Linked DNA regions of Mus musculus: region 1 is linked to region 2. The links are chromatin loops, found by intact Hi-C in ENCODE. Cell type or tissue: heart. All regions are shown on one strand.

The links. Peaks named below come from ENCODE experiments on the same cell type or tissue, not always from the same donor. Only the 100,000 strongest peaks of a DNase experiment are listed, where the experiment ranks them.
Region 1: it touches region 2 in a loop (2.0-fold over the local background); 5 of 42 quality-filtered maps call a loop at or near these places.

What each region holds. Positions count from the first base shown.
Region 1 is chr5:52,128,272-52,136,271 of GRCm38, forward strand. Gm40302 (a long non-coding RNA gene) reads left to right here and starts at 2,071. Exons shown (of 3, transcript XR_868417.3): 1 at 2,071-2,160; 2 at 3,287-3,520; 3 at 5,971-8,000. It overlaps Mir6417 (microRNA 6417), which reads right to left and starts at 7,746; the gene lies at 7,631-7,746. In heart, a CTCF peak has its summit at 4,017 (motif pointing right); a DNase peak (open chromatin) is centred at 2,470.
Region 2 is chr5:52,629,393-52,637,392 of GRCm38, forward strand. No RefSeq gene overlaps it. Among named protein-coding and RNA genes, the nearest start is that of Gm30178, 9.9 kb to the left of the region's middle. In heart, a CTCF peak has its summit at 4,871 (motif pointing left); no DNase peak of the experiment used is centred here; H3K27ac peaks cover 185 bases.

The DNA.
Region 1 (8,000 bases), 500 kb before region 2:
AACCATCTGTAATGGGATCCAATGGGATTCTGCTGTGTCTGAAGACAGCGATTGTGTACTCATATACATAAATAAATAAATCTTAAAAAAAAAGAATATTTGCCCTCAAAGAGACACCAAATAGCTGCTATGCACAGGAGATTTGCTGGTCTCAGTGAAGACTGGAAGACCAATACAGTTCTCCTGTTGTGGACCTCGGGGTTAAATGGGTTGAGAGACACATAAGTAGGACATCAACAAACAAGGTATGTGAGATGTGGATATAAAGAGAGACGCCATCATCCTTGATATGATAGATATGACAATGACATCTCAGAAAACTAGGGGGTGGAGTAAGTTCCGAGTCCCATTTGAATGTCAGGGAGGACGCCGAGTAAGCTAGAGTCACATTTATTTAAATCTCCACATAAAACATAGCAGCTCGAGGGAACGGTGATCAGCAGCTCTGGCCTAACACAGCCTCATAAAGATGGGGCAGAGAGCAAGCAGCCAGGGTCTGGAGTAAGAGGCCGGTAGGGTGATCCTGACTTGACACCAGCATCCTTTGACCTTCTCTGCAAGACAAGCAGGGACACCTGCATGTAGGAAATGAAATGGGCACCCAGCCCACAGGGGACCCTGAATGCTTTTCTTCTGTCCCCGTGATCACCAAGGGCTAGGCTCTAGACCTGTTTGAGTGTGTCCCCCAGTGGTCTGGCCTTGAGGCAGTCACATAAGAAGCGATAGGGTGTTTAGGACAGACAGACCTACCTAAGTGTTCAGGTGATGGCAGGTATGCTCTCTGAAGGGACTGGTGGAGCTCTCCTGAGACCTTGGTTAACTGAATGAGTGGATCTGAGCCTCAGTGTAACCTAGTGGTGGAGCCCTGGTCCAAGTCTAGCAGCTAGTCCGGAAGCCAAGACAGGCCCTGAGTTCCCTACGCATGCTCACTTAGCTCCGCGTCTGCCATAGGGTCTCTCTCACAGGCAAAGTGGGAGGAGCTATCTAGAAGCTACAGCAGAGCCTGGGGTGCTGTCTTGGGGATCATGAGTGCCCGCCTGCCATGTTGAAAGCTTGCTTCTAGCCTGATCTCCATTTTGATGTCCATGGAAGGTGTGGAACTTTTGGGGGAAAGGTCTTCATGAAAAGTCTTCCTGTTATTGGGACATGTGTTTTAAATAGATTGTGGGAGTCTCGTATGATGTCAATTTTGTCAGATTGGTGAGATTCAAAATCACTATGGTAACATACGTACGGGTGTGTCTATGAGGGTGTTTCTAAGAAAGTTTAATTGAGCTGATGTCTCACAATAACTTCCATTGCTACGAAGAACCACAACCACCAAGACCAAGGTAATTTTCAAAAGAAAGCGTTTACTGGGACTCACAGCTCCAGAAGGTTAGAATCTATAAGTATCATGGATGGCAACATGGCAGAAGACAGGAAGGCTTGGTGCTGGTGCAGTACCTGAGAACTTACATCTCATTCACAAGCATCAGAAAGCTAACTGAATAGTGTGGGCTTTAAAACCTCAAAGCCCACCCCCAGTGACACACTGACCCCCAACAAGGCCACCCCCTAATCCTTTCCAACGAGTTCTACCCAATGGGAACCACACGTTCAAATACAGCAGCCTACAGGGGCCATTCCCATTTAAACCACTACAGTTGGGAAAATGCACTCTGAACTCTTGGTTGTTGTCCAGTCTGGACCCCTAGCTGGTGGATCCATGCTACCAACATTCAAATGCACAGTGTTCAGCTCTCTCTCTCTGCTTCCTGACTGTGGGTACAGTGTGTCCAGCCACTCTCACCTTCCCTATGGCTTCCCTGCCATGACAGACATGTCCCCTCCGATTGTAAGCTTCCACAGGCTCTTCTTTCCTACCTTGCTTTTTGTCAGGTATTTGGTCATAACTAGAAGTGTAATTGATGCCTTTGGTCTCTTCATTTCTTTCTCCTCCCAGACGTAAGGTGAGCAGTAGTCTTCGCAATGAAATGCTGCCAGCATCCCAAAGCAAAACCAAGAGCCAGGATATACCTTACCCTCTTCACAAGTTGGTCATCTCGGGTATTAGCAACACCAATGGATGTCTCAATGTGGAAAAGTGATTGCTGCCAAGTCTGAAGTTTGAGTCTGAGACCCACATCATGAGAAACCCAAGAGATCCAATTTCTGAAGGTTGGAGGAAGGAACCACTCTAAAGTGGATGGTCACCCCCTCCCAAACTCTCTAACACAAAAACTCCCTCTTCCTCCCTCCCTCCCTCTCTCTCTCTCTCTCTCTCTCTCTCTCTCTCTCACACACACACACACACACACACACACACACACACCCCGCTCCCAATGCACTCAGGCTCCCTTTCCAGCTTGGCTGCTCTGAGCAGCTGCTAACAGCTGGAAACAGGCAGCAGTCAAGGGCCTGCAGGAAAGTGCAGAGAGGAGTCTCAGCAGCCCAGCTCTCCCTCCCTGGGGCTCCTGCCTAGCCTGACCTCCAGGGAAAGAGTAAAGACTGGGATCTCCCATGCACAGAATGTCCCAGTATTTGGAACTTGCTCCACCATTTCCTGGGGGGCCTCCCATCCTAGGCTGGGCCAGTGGTTTCCTGTGAATGTTCTACCAGGGTGCTCCTTGTGTCTTCAGTGGAGAATCAATGCAGCCAGACGGCCTGTCTCCAGTCCCCTCCCTCTACTCTGTAGGACCAAACCAACCTGACATCTTTTTTTTTTCCTCTTGAATTTAAGAGCCCTGCAGACGCAAGGATCCTTTTAGCTTTTAACATATTTAATAATTTATTATTTATCTGATATTTTTGTAAATGTATTCCTCAGATCAGGACTTTGCCTCTGCAGCTTCCAATTTGCACCTATCTGACATCGTTTATCTTCCAGCCCCTTGATGCTCTGGAGGGCGGGTTTCCTCTTTAACACTTCCTTAGAGTCCTAATGAACTTCAGTCACTGTACGAGTCTGTACGAGTGCTTCAGTCACTCAGGGTGCTGGCGCGCACACACACACACACACACACACACACACACCCTTTTGCATTTTTCCTGCTCTCAGGCATACAGATCATACGTGCCACTAATACAGTGTTGATCTCCCTAGGTTGCTTCTTTTTTTTTTTAAAGATGTTTGCCCTTCAGCCTGCTATTAACCAGTTTCTTCCTACTTTGAAAAACTCACTCTTTTAAATTTCATCATACCAGTATTTCCCCGGGGATTTTACCGTTTATTAAGTAGTCAAAACCAATTTTGGAGCAATCATATATACCAAATAGTCTCATGAATCTTTTGTATTCTCCACAGCTCCTGCACACAGGTGGGCACCCTGCAGGAACATCAGAAATACTCCACTGGCTAATCCACGTAGCCAACAGGTCGCTTCCTGAGAGGCGAGCTGGAGTGCTGCTTCAATACGCAGCAGTGCGGGTTTAAGCGACGGCATCCTCTCGGTTTAGCTGTGTGACCTTAAGCAACTGGCTCAGTCGCTCTGTGCTTCCACTCGCGCTGTGAAATGAAAATCCTTCCTACCATCTTGGGGTGAGGGTTAAGTATTGAAGCCTTTTGACCTAACTGAGGAAGTTCTCTATAAACAGTAACTTTTGTCCTGGAGATGTGGCTTGGTTGCAGAGCATTTTATCTGACGTGCGCAAGGTTCTGGGTTCAATCTCCAGCATGATAAATAAACGAGTAAGTAACTTATATTCTTTGAGTAGTCTTTGGGAAGAATTTAGGTATTAGAGATGTCGTTGACATCTTGGCCCAGGCTGTTCATGCCCACGCTGGCGTTCAGGTGTATGGAGATCACCCATCCATCCTAGTACCATCAAGCCACTTCTCTGTGACCTCAAAGTCACCGTCTGTAATGTGGGGGGTGGTGCTCATAATCCCAGCTCTCAAACCTCTCACCTTCTTTGAAATAATTTCTTGCCTTTTAAATCTCAGACAACTGTCTACACACCAGCAGGGGACAGCAATCTAGACATCTGTTCTCTCCAAGGACGCCTCCGCTCAGGTGGCAGCGGCAGAAATGCCCACTAGGGGGCGCGTGCGCTCTCTTCTCAGGCCGGGCTGGGGAGGGAAGGCGAGCTGGGAACCTTCTGGGCCCATCTGTGTGTATCAGCACAGGCAGACCTGCCACTGCCCAGCTCAAGGCTGAATTTTGTTCACATTAAACCTGACAAATCTGAGGTTAGAGGAATTAGTTAACTCACCCAGGATCTTAGAGCTAAGAGGAACCATGGTGCCTCTCTTGGCAGTCTTTAGGACCAGGGAAGGACACCCCTGGATTTTGCCTGCAATGTGGGTACCCCCAAATAGGCACGGGTGTGGGGCTGTTACCCAGTTTGCCCCCGAGAATATGGATGCCGGGCGGTGGTGCTCTGTGAGGTTTGGGACATGGCAGTAGCTAGCTTCTCTGAAACAAAATGCATAGTCCTAAGAAAGGTCTGTACAAGCCGAGCCTGGTGGCGCACGCCTTTAATCCCAGCACTTGGGAGGCAGAGGCAGGCAGATTTCTGAGTTCGAGGCCAGCCTGGTCTACAGAGTGAGTTCCAGGACAGCCAGGGCTAGACTGGGAAACCCTGTCTCGAAAAACAAAAACAAACCCAAACCAAAAAAAGGTTCTGTACGAAAGAAGTGGGTGTGCTTGACTTTGCTGAAGCTGCTCGGTGTCAGCTGGACCTGCTAGACACCCTGTTAAAGACACATGAGATGTGCAAACGATCAGTTTGACTTATGCTCTGGCAGAGTAAGGAATGCGCTGAAAATAAGGAAGTGGGGCATCTTGTGTTTGAATGACAGCCTGACGTCACTGTTTCAGAAACAAGAGTTTCTACACTTCACTACATAGCCCTTGCTGGCCTGGGACTCACGATGTAGCCCAAGGTGGTCTCAAACTTGTAATAGTCCTCCTGCCTCTAGCACCTAAGTGCTAAGGTTACAGCTGTGTAACACCAGACTAAAATGGTTGTTTTACACTGCTACTTTTGGGGTGATTTGTGAAACAGCAAAGATAACTCAAACATCATTTAACTGAACTGATACTACGTGATAGACACCAAAGTAAGGTACTGTGTGTTTTCTCTCCCAGTCTCCGGTTTTGAAGAAGGGTCTCCCATATCCTAGGTGGCTTCAAACTTATTGAGTACTTGAGGATGTCCTTGAAGTACTTAGTGCAGCACCGTGCCTGATTTTCAAACCCTGATGTCTCAATAATCTTGCATTGCACATTCATGGAGAATGACAACTCAGATTAGCAGCGGACACACTGAGAGATGCAATCAATGGGGGCACTGAGACGGCTCAGCACTTAAGAGGACTTGCAGAGGATCTGAGTTCAGTTTCCAGCACCCACATGGCCAATCACTGCTTAAAGCTCCACCTCTAAGGGATATAATGCCCTGGTCTGGTCTCCAGGAGCACTCCATGCACATACATACATACATACATACATACATACATACATACATACAAGCAACACTCATATGCATAATATAAAAATAAATCTTAAAACATATTCAAAGCCACATAAGGAGACCTACTCTTCATCACCAAAGCCTTTATTGATAAGGAAAGTAGGAACCTACAGACTGTGCTAAAAATCAAACGGGTAGTGGAAGACTGGCTGGTGGCCTTGAGTGGTGTACAATAATAAAAACAAAAGAAGAGCTACGGACAATGGAAAATGTCCCTGAGAATATGCTGTCCCTTGGGCTTCAGTCTTGCCACAGCTATGAGACTGGAAGGGAAATGCTTTCATTTCATTAACACCTTTACATGGCAGTGAGCAAGGCTCGAGCGCCAGTTTCCTCCGACCCCACCCCCACCCGCCACCTTAGCCTTTCCTAATAGCATCCAAGGATAGGGCACCTACTGTGTGTCTGACAGAGTGTCAGGTAGTCCATCTGTCAGGTAAGTGTTTCTCGTATCCACGAGGGTTTGAGTTTACAAACCTGGCACACCCATGTGTTCCCTTTCTGCCATCACAGGCCCTTTTCCTGGGGAGCGACGGAGCCAAGTCAATCAACAAACAATCGACTGTATGTCAGGCTCCGCCTATGTACCTGGGACATCATGACCCTCCTTGCCTCCTCCTCTGCTTGCCTACCTTCCTCTTGCCTTCTCTGATGACGCTTTTCACATGTTGCCGTATCTTGAGTCTCCAAACTCTTGCAGACAAAGGATCCAAGTATGACACAAGGCAGATCAGTCGAGGGATAGATGAACCAAAGAATGAATGAGAGGACGGGGTGGGTATATACATGTGACTTTCCCCAGCGACACATAAAAAAACCAACCCATGTATTCACTCCAGAGAGGACACGGACACACCAAAGGAAGGACTCTTCAGTTCAAGTCCAGCGTGGTCAACCAGTGGGTTTACTGGGGTTACTTAAAAGCGATACAAGCAGCTACATCACCAGAAAGCCCTCTGGGCAAACTACACTACCCGATGTCCAACGTCCAACCTCAGTTCACCCCTTACATAATCTCAGGATGGAGAAGGCTCAGGAGCCTTGAGTCTTCCCACTCTCTCCACAAAGGAGTGGCTCATGTGTGGGATTTCATCTTCTATCCAGGATGTCAATAGTAATTTCCAGATCGGAGGAAACAGCTATAGTACAGTGAGTACATGGGCAAATGGATGGGTAGCTGTGTGTGTGTGTGTGTGTGTGTGTGTGTGTGTGTGTGTGTGTGTGTTTGGGAGTAGGTAAATTAAAGGGTGGATGAGAATTGGTTTTCACTTAGTCCTCTGAATGGAGCATCAAATCTAGACACCCAGCACAGGCCTGTCTGAGTCTTGTGGTCTAGCCAAATTCAAATATAAAACTAGCCATCTACCCTGCCATGCAATTTGGGGGAAAGAGAGCCTAGCAACAAGTGTAGCAGAGGTGAAAATCCCCATGGAAACAGATACAGTGAACTTCCCTCGGGAGAAAGTGCTCTCAGTGACTCTGGGGACACAGTCGCAGAACACCATGCAAAAGGGCCAAGGACTCTTCCCGACGTACAGTCTACTTTAAGAGGCTTTTGGTCCATCTGAGGCCGTTTACTTTTGAGAAATGTGAGATTTGAACAGAACCAGAATGGAGCCAAGGCAACTAAAGGGCATCAGAGGAAAGCTGGCCACTTAGTCATTGCCCCACCGTGGCAATGCCTCCTTTGCAGAAGCTATAGAGAGCCGAGATACCTGGGATAGGAACCTGGAATTTTCTAGACCACAATTCTCAATCCAGTTGTGAGATGAGAGACACATTTTCAACGAGTCAGGCTCAACCACTGGGTACTTCACACCACACAGAGAGCACAGTAGTCTTTGAAACGTGGGTTCTGTTTTCTAGATCTACTTGTGCATGACTGTACTGTGGGCAGCCGGGTGTAAAATGTACTTCTGTTGTTCATCATTGTCAGAAAGCTTGGCACTGGGATGGGCATACCCCGTCTCAGCCAGAATCTACTGAAGTAAGTGCATTCCTGACGAACTAGCAGCTAGGAATAGCTAACCAAATGGGATGAAATTACAGAGCAGTTTCTTTTGCCCAGTGGGGTGGGGAGTAGGGGAAGTCTCTCTCTTTCTGGGACATTTTTGAAGCCCGAGTATTAGTTGGATTGCGGGCATTGGGAGTTGACGGATCTGCAAGCTCACACTCAGCGGAGGAACTAGTACACACAGCGGACAATCACAGCAGCACACAACCCTGTCTCACAGACACAGCTATGTGGCTAGCTGTCGTTTGCTACTCGGTGGGTTCTTCTTTTACCGTTCTCCATCTTCGCTTCCACCCTTTCAACCCTCTAACACTAGATAAGAGAAAGGACAGCGAGGAAAGAAAAGATCCCTAAGTAAGTCAGAGACTGGACGACTTCCTGCTGGTTAATGGTGTCCAGTGTGTTCTTCGCTGTCAGATTATCTCATTTGTAGTTGTTTCTTCTTTGCACCTGACTACTTAACCCACCCCACCTCTGGGGGCCCTAAAATTTATATACCCTTTGAGGAGTCCCCAGAATTCCAATTGTC
Region 2 (8,000 bases):
GAGGGGGACAGCTGGCACAGAGCTGTCATGATTGCCGGCTTTCCCATGTTTGCTTTTTGATGGCTTGTCACCATCTTACCCGCCCCCTCAACACACACACACCGCACCCCCATGAGATGCAGACTGTCACTTTGCAGCTATGGACAGTGAAGATGTCAGCAATCCTCGGGGAAGATGCAGGATCCTGCTGACCAGAAGAACTTCAGGCTGGGTGAGTGCTCACGAGGCTGCTTGGGTCCCATGAGGCTTGATCTAGCCTCCAGGTTCACAGACCCTGAAGTCTGAGGATGAAGAATCTCCTGAGACACCTGGGAACTGGAGGACACCAGAAGCAGGCGCCATATCACAGCTTCTACCTCTAAAGTGTGAACAAGAACAGGAGGCCAGCTAGGTCCCCATTTGCTGAGTGGATGGACCTGGGAATCTCCTGGGTCCCTGCACTGGCAGCCCCTTCTGCATACAGTCTGGGCCTGCAATCACGGTCTCTGAACTTGACCCTGGCCTGGGACTGAACTCTGTGGGAGCTGGGAGCAGAGATTTCTACAGTTCCCATCCTCTTCAGTCTTCAGGAATGGGAAGTGCGTGTGCGTGTGCGTGCACGTGTGCGTGTGCGTGTGTGTGTGTGCTCGCGTGCGTGCGTGTGTGAGCATTCATGTGCATGTATATGTGTGTGTGTGTGTATCCAAGTCAACTCCCACACCATCAGTTTGTCCAGAAGCTGAGATGTGGGCTAAGGAGGCACTGGGAGCATCACACCCGCTGTGGAAGCAGGCCACTGCACCCGATGCCCCTCAGCACTTCACTGTAGAAAACGTCAGCACGCCACATTACAGAGGAGGAAGTCGAAGTATAAAATTACTTTCTCATGAAGATGATACCTGCAGAGGAGAGGAAACACCTCAGGTTGGCCTGGCAAGAACAGTGCAGACGTGAACTCCATATGTCAGTAAGTTCCTTGGTACATGAGGCATCAGGGCTGGGTCATTCTTGGAGAGAACTCATGCCTAGATCTTGCTTCCATAGATGGGAAGAGTGAGATCAGAGTGTAGGCGTTCCTTCCATGTCAGCAGGTACAATGTGTCACTGGGGCCTCTCTTGTCCCTCGAGGTATCTTTAAAAGCTCATCTTTGGTAAGAAAAGGCAGTAATTTCTGAGCTGAGGGCATGCTGGGATGTCCCCCTTGCCTTTCCATAAGCACCAGAAGTGTGAAAGGCTGAGGTATCTAGAGGAGCCAGGAGGTCCCATCTGTGGATTTGGGGAGGACAAACAATTCAGATGAACTAAGTGTTGTCTAATCAGTTCCACCCATATCCTGGGGCTACATCTGAGTCACTGCTTTTGGTTTTCCTGTCCCAGAGGTCTGAAGCAATCTGGGCTGTGCTCAGTCTTGAAGCCAAGGACCTCAAGGCTAAATCATGGGACCTGCTTAAGATGACATGTTGGACAGATGACCGAACCAGCTTAGCCCACTGGCAAGATTCAGCAAGATACCTACTTTTAGATGGCCCATGAGCTGAGAATGGGCTTGATGCTTTTAAGTGACTGGAAAAAAAAATTGAGAAGTGTTGTGTGACTTCTGAGAACCATGAGAGAGCATGTTGTGGGACTAGCTTCTCTTGGGGAGATGCTACACTCTGATCTACTCAGCCTAGATAGAGAGTCATGACAGACAAAAGCATGGCTACCACCACAGTCCAGTTTAGTGAACCAGTGAGTTTTACTGAGGTTACAGGAATATAGGTGATGGGGTATTTACAGAAGCAGAGATGACTCAAAGACAGCTACCTCAACAAAGCCACCCTAGCATGGGTGACCACTCACAATAGCTAAATACCTGGACTACACTGTACAGACTATAGGCAGTTCAATAGATGTCGCTTCCTATTCCAACCAGCAGAAAAGAGCGATGACACTACGTTCTTCTCAAAGCAGTTCATTCAGGAACATTTCAACATGCAAGCAGGAATCTCTCTATCATGCAAACAGGAATCTCTCTTCAAGCAGGAATCTCTCTATCCTCCAATCGCAATCCCTTATACAACCCCTCAACCACACCCCATCAGCCCAGTCTGAGTAAATCTCAGTTCATTGGCTTCCGTCAAATGGCCTGATCTTGCATCATGGTGCGCCTGCGCAGCTCTCACGATGGACGTGGCTTATTTTCGGGTATATGAGGAAGTCAGGTGCAAGTCATAAGACTTGGCTGCAGTCTCGGGCGCCATCTTGGGACTACCGCCACACCTGCTCCCCACAAATAGACTGGAGAAAGTCCTTTCAGGCAGCTCAGTTGGTCAGTGCCCCTTCTGGTTCAGCTCAACTAGACCCTATCTCTTCCAGGTTGCTTGGCTAGTCTTTGCGATTGCGATCATTGCAGTCCACCCATGAGGGGCTAAGCATTCAAACATATGAGCAGGTGAAGGCCATTCTCATTTAAACCACCACAGGAAGTGACTTGAAGCAGTCTTTACTAATCTACTTTGAGGGAAACTAGTGAATCTGGTCAGTTTCAGGGACTTCCTGAAGCTATTTTTGGTGTTGTTTGCTTCCTATTTTACCAGAGCTTTCCTGCAGGATGGAGTGCTTCACTTTCCCCTCCTAGAATGTCGTGTTGTTTCACTTCCTTATAAATACCCTGTCCTAAAATAGCCTGTCATTTAACTTTCCCTTTATATCCTGTCTTAAGAAGTTTCCCTCCACAATGGAAGGTTTTTTAACGTTAGAGGAAACTGCTATAACGAGACTTCTTTCAGCATCAATGTCTAAAGTTTCACTGGGATGTCCTGGGTTCCTTCATCTCTAGATTGTGACTCTCTCAGATGGTTACAGCAGGGTGGCCTCAAATCTGCCACCACCACATCTTCAGACAATACTGCCCCAAAGCACCAGATCTTAACCCTGAATTCCAATATTTCTAAGAGAAACTCCAAGGCCAGAGTCAGCCTGAGACCAGGGCTCACTACTCACGGTATGAAAGGGGTTTGTGCCCATTGGGAATCACAGTAAAAACTCGTTAGCCTCTAGTAATGCTGGGATACAAGGTAGAAGTGGGTACCTTCAAGAGGAGCTGTTGCCTGGGAGTGTACTCTTTAGAGGTCTCTAGACCTGGGTGAGTGAACACAAATGCAAGCTACATGCTGCGTCTCTTGTACATGCTTTTCATCCTGGATAGAAGTGCCAAGTGATGCTGGTGCTATGCTTATTCTTAAGATATCCCCATCTTTAGTACTGGACCAAACTATTTCTAATGAATTACCCAGTCTTGGCTATTTCTTTATAGCAAGAGAAAACAGGATAGCACAGCCTCTACCCAACATCTCTGCAAAATTAAGGTGGTACTTGAAGCCCAGCCCACCACAGGTCACAAGATGTCAGGAGATGCCAGTGTGGGAGGCACCTTTATAATTGGAAAAGAAAGAAGCCAGTCGGAAGAGGTGAGGTGAGCGAGTGCTGCCCTGCTCTGTATGATATGTCAGTAAAACAGACTGTGGCAGAGGAGACTGTCAACGAGACAGGACAGAGAACCACCTAGGAGACAACCTTCTAAACATGACTATGAGGAAGTTTCGAGGTTAGGTTGAGATGGGAAGACCCTTCCTAATACATTCCATGGGCTGTGGGCCCCAAACGGAAGGAAAAGAAACAGCTAGCTAGCTGCATTAGTTACTTCCCTGTAGCTGTTACAAAACACCATGACCAGGGCGATTTATAGAAGGAAGAGTTTATTTGGGCTTCTAGTGCCACAGGGATAGAGTCCATGATGGCAGAGCAAAGGCCTGAAGCGGGGGAGGGGGTTGGGGTGGGGGTGGGAGCTCACTTCTGGCACCACAAGCAAAGGACAAACTAGAAATAGTACAAGTCTTTATGCTCTCAAAACCCATACCCAAGGACACACTTTTCCCTAGCAAGGTCACAGTCCTAAACCTATCTGAACTGTGCCACCAACTGGGGACCAACTGAACAGTGCCACCAATGGGGGACCAAGTATCCAAGCACTCTAGACAAAGGGAAACATCCCATTTAAACAACAGAGGGTGAGCGCCGGCACTCACCTCCATTCTCCCTCCACTAAGCACTGCTTCATCAACGCTGACTCTTGGGATCAATGTCCCAACCCAGAAGTGACCTGGAGTGTGTTCTCAACCTTGGCTCTCTTTCAGGGGATGGGCTTCCTCCCTCAGGTGATTTTTTAAATTTCTTAAAGCAGAGCTGGATTTATTAAGATATTTTAATACAGATTCAAGTATCAGGTTAACAGAGAGAGGGGTGCTGAGCAGGGAGTGAGGGGAGTATAAAACACCCCCCCCCAAGTATGGGTGTGGGTTTCTCAATGGAGACTTACTCCTGGGGTGACCTTAAGGGACTAGGAAGGGTCTCTGACTCGTCACCCTGCTCTTTCTGCTCAGATTCACAACATGTCATTCTGTTGTTTCAAACCTGGTGAAGGTGACTTCCAGAGTTAGCTTTGATGTCATAGCTTCTAGCGACAGTGGGGAGAATAGAACTGCTGAGATCCCACAAAATGGAGTGAAGGAGCGAACCACAAGAAGGCAGCAATCTGAGGAACAGGTGGGAGTGGGAGGTGGCAGCTGGTGTAGAGGGCGCTGCCATGCTTGAAGATGTTCGAGATGTGAAGCACACCCCACGTCCCCAGGTGTGTTTGGGGTGGGATCAGTTTGCAAGGAGTTAGGGGGAGGTATCTCCAAAACTTACAAGTCACATGTCATGGGGACAGGTTTGGATCCTGTGAGGGGGAAGTCACAGATGCTGCTGTGAACTCCCCTCCTCACAGGGGAGGCTGCGGTGGCACCTTCCCTCCTTGATATGTATGTAGTCTGAAGGACAGCGACAGAGGTGCTCTGCTCCCCTCCCCCACGCGCCCCCTGCTGGCATCACGGATGTCTGACACTCTGCTGATCTTTTAAAAGTGAAACAGACAAAGCTGTGTGCCCAATTGGATGTTTCTCCCCACCATCTGCGTGGCAATACAAGTTCAGGTTGTAATGGCATCCACTCTCCGTCAGTATTAGGGAACCATTTAAACATCCAGAGCCATTCACTGATTATAAACACAGTGGGAAAAAAAAAAAAAAAACAAAAAGAAAGCAGCAAGTGGCATGTGTCCCCACACCTGCTGCCTCCCTGCGTCAGTCAATTTCATGCCTAGGAAGCTCCGGACTCTGTGGGGATGCTCTATGCGCAGTGTGGTTGGTTATGAGTTCTACTTTATTTCCCTTTTTCTCCCCCGTAGGGACTGGCGCGGAAACCAACTTGGCCCCAAAACCCAGTGGCTGCAAATAGATGGAAATAAACAGAAAATAGACAATGATCATAAATGCACACCAAAAATGCTGATTTCCCAGTGTTAAAAGGTCCATTTGCTTTGCATTAGTAAATAAAAGCGGGCACATTTTCCACTGGGCTTCAACAACAGCAGAAGTCATTGTTCAAAAGGCTTCTGTCCTGTCCCCTTCCCCCCTCCCAGGGTATCCGGTCCCCTAGGAAGAGGTGAGTCTCCAGGCAAGTGGACGGTGATGGCATCGAGTGGGGACAGCAGAAGCTGAAGAACACATAGAAGGATGCAGTTCACAGGAAAGGAAAGGCCAAGGCCAGAAAGGTGTTCTGGGTTTCTGCGCCCTCTCAGGCCCCAGACATGACCCATGAGTAGCCCCAGCCTTCAGGACCAGCCTCTGTTCGAACCTCTCACATAGGCAGCTTTGAAGAGTTCTCTACATCTGGTTTCTTACCTGGGGAATTCCAGGAGGCTCACAGATACCCAAGGATCCTGAATTTTGTCCAGGCAAACTCTTCCAAAGGGAGGTTCTGATTGTGTTTGCTTCTGCTCTTATTCTTCCTCGCTCTGTGCATGTGTAGCTGGTGCATGTAGAAGTCAGAAGACAACTGTTGGGATCATTCCGACCTACCAGTCCACTTCCTTTGACATGGGGGTATCCCACTGCACCGGGGACTCAGCAAGTGGACTATAGTGGCTAGCCAGCAAGCCTCAGGGAGCCTCCTGTCTCTGGCTTCCCAGTGCTGGGTTACAAGCACGTGCTTCCACACTCAGCGTTTCCTGTGGATCCTAGAGACTGAACTCCAGTACTCTGGCTTCCGTCCCATAGGTCAGGTTATGAGCAAGTTGTTTGAAGAGAGTGGAGAATATCATCAGCTTTGGTCTGATCAGAAGCTACAAGCTCCTCTCTCTCTCTCTCTCTCTCTCTCTCTCTCTCTCTCTCTCTCTCTCTCTCGCTCTCTCTCTCTCTCTCCTATCTCTCTATTTGACCAGGAGACATCAGGAAGGGTTCTTTCCGCAGGCCAGCCCACTCCCTCCTCTCATGTTTCCCAGGCATAGCTTTTTGCCTCTCTTCCCCTCTGAACAACTAACTGTTAAGATATAGAGGTTCCACTGCCCGTGAAGCCTGACATAGCGCCATTCACCTTCCACACATTTCAGAACAAAGGTTATCTCTGTAGCTAGGACAACTGCTACCACACAACCCTACAGAGATCCTATTAGAACTGACATTGGAAGTCTACGATTATCCAAGAGCTTGGGGTCCAAGTTCATGGACCTGAACAGAATGGGGTGCAGAATGAATTCAAGTTTAGCCTGGGCAACTTAGCAGACCCTGTCTCAAAATCACAAGAGGGCTGGGGGGGGGGGGATATCTCAGTAATCGAGCATGTATTAAGTGCACACAAGACCTTAGGTTCAGCCTCTGGGGGTGGGGGCCCAGTATTCCCTCACCTGGGGGCCATGTCTGATTGGGTCTGAGCCCCACCCACAAATATCTCCAATGTACTCTGCAACCAGAGGTGTGGTTAGTGAGACCAGTGAAACAAGGTGGAACTTGGTAGGCGTCAATTACACAGGCAGGAAGTGCGGCTGGGCACTTGGAGCAGCAGGCACTAGATGGCTTTCTGGGAGATTTTGAAAGTTTCTATGCTAAAGTTTGGCTTTTTTTTTTTTAAGCCTATTCTTCAGGAACATCTGATAAACTCTCCCCAACTAAGACGTCCTTAACTGATAAGAATAAGCAGTTATCTGTTTCCGGAGGCATCTGTGTTTTTAACAGCACCAAAAGGAAAAAAAAAAAAAAAAGCCTTAAGACAAAGAAGAAAATCCATCGGTAGGAGGCAAGAAGCAGGAGGAAGGGCAGCTCCGAGACCGAGGCTCATCTCCCATAGCTGCAGTCTCGGTTTTTATTGCGATAGATAGGATGTGATAAATACCAAGCCAACACAGCTGCACTGCATAAAGCCCATTTCCGATGCTATTTCATTAAAGATCTTTTCCATTTTTGGTGTGTTGTGTTACCAACCATTCAGTGATAGCTCCTATCAGACCAGGGGCTACATATCCATCCTCCCTCCCCCAGCCACTTCCCACACATAAAATTTCACTGGATGTTTATCTCAGTCCCGGGAGGTCTTGTTATCCTTTCAGATGAGTCAAAAGTTAGCTTTCGGAAGGTCAGGTCGCTTAGTGATCTAGTTTGCTTTCCTGCTGTGGTGATAAAACCCTCTGACCTAAAGCAATCTACGGGAAGAGTTTATTTCATCTTAGGCTTCTAACCACAGTCTGTCATGGAGGACAGAAGGGGCAGGAATTCAAGCAGAAACCACAGAGGAATGGTGGTTGCTAGCTCACTCTCTGCTCACTTTCTAATATAGCCCAGGCCCACCCACCTACAAATGGTGCTACCCACAGTGGCCTGAGCCCCTCACCATCAAGACAGTCCCTCACAGACATGGCCACATGCCAATCTGATGGAGACAACTCTACAGTTAAAGTTCCCTCTTCCCGGGTGACTCGAGGTTGTATCAAGTTGACACTAAAACCCTAAGCGAGCCACTCTGGCACTCCGTGGCAGGTTAAGGGTGAAGGTGTCCTCTCACGTTGTAGTTATTATTTGACCATGACAGAAAGCCTTTGTAGAGATTCTCCGTTTGGATGATCTTGCTCTCATTCGGGGTCTATGGGTCACTTATTAAAAAAATGT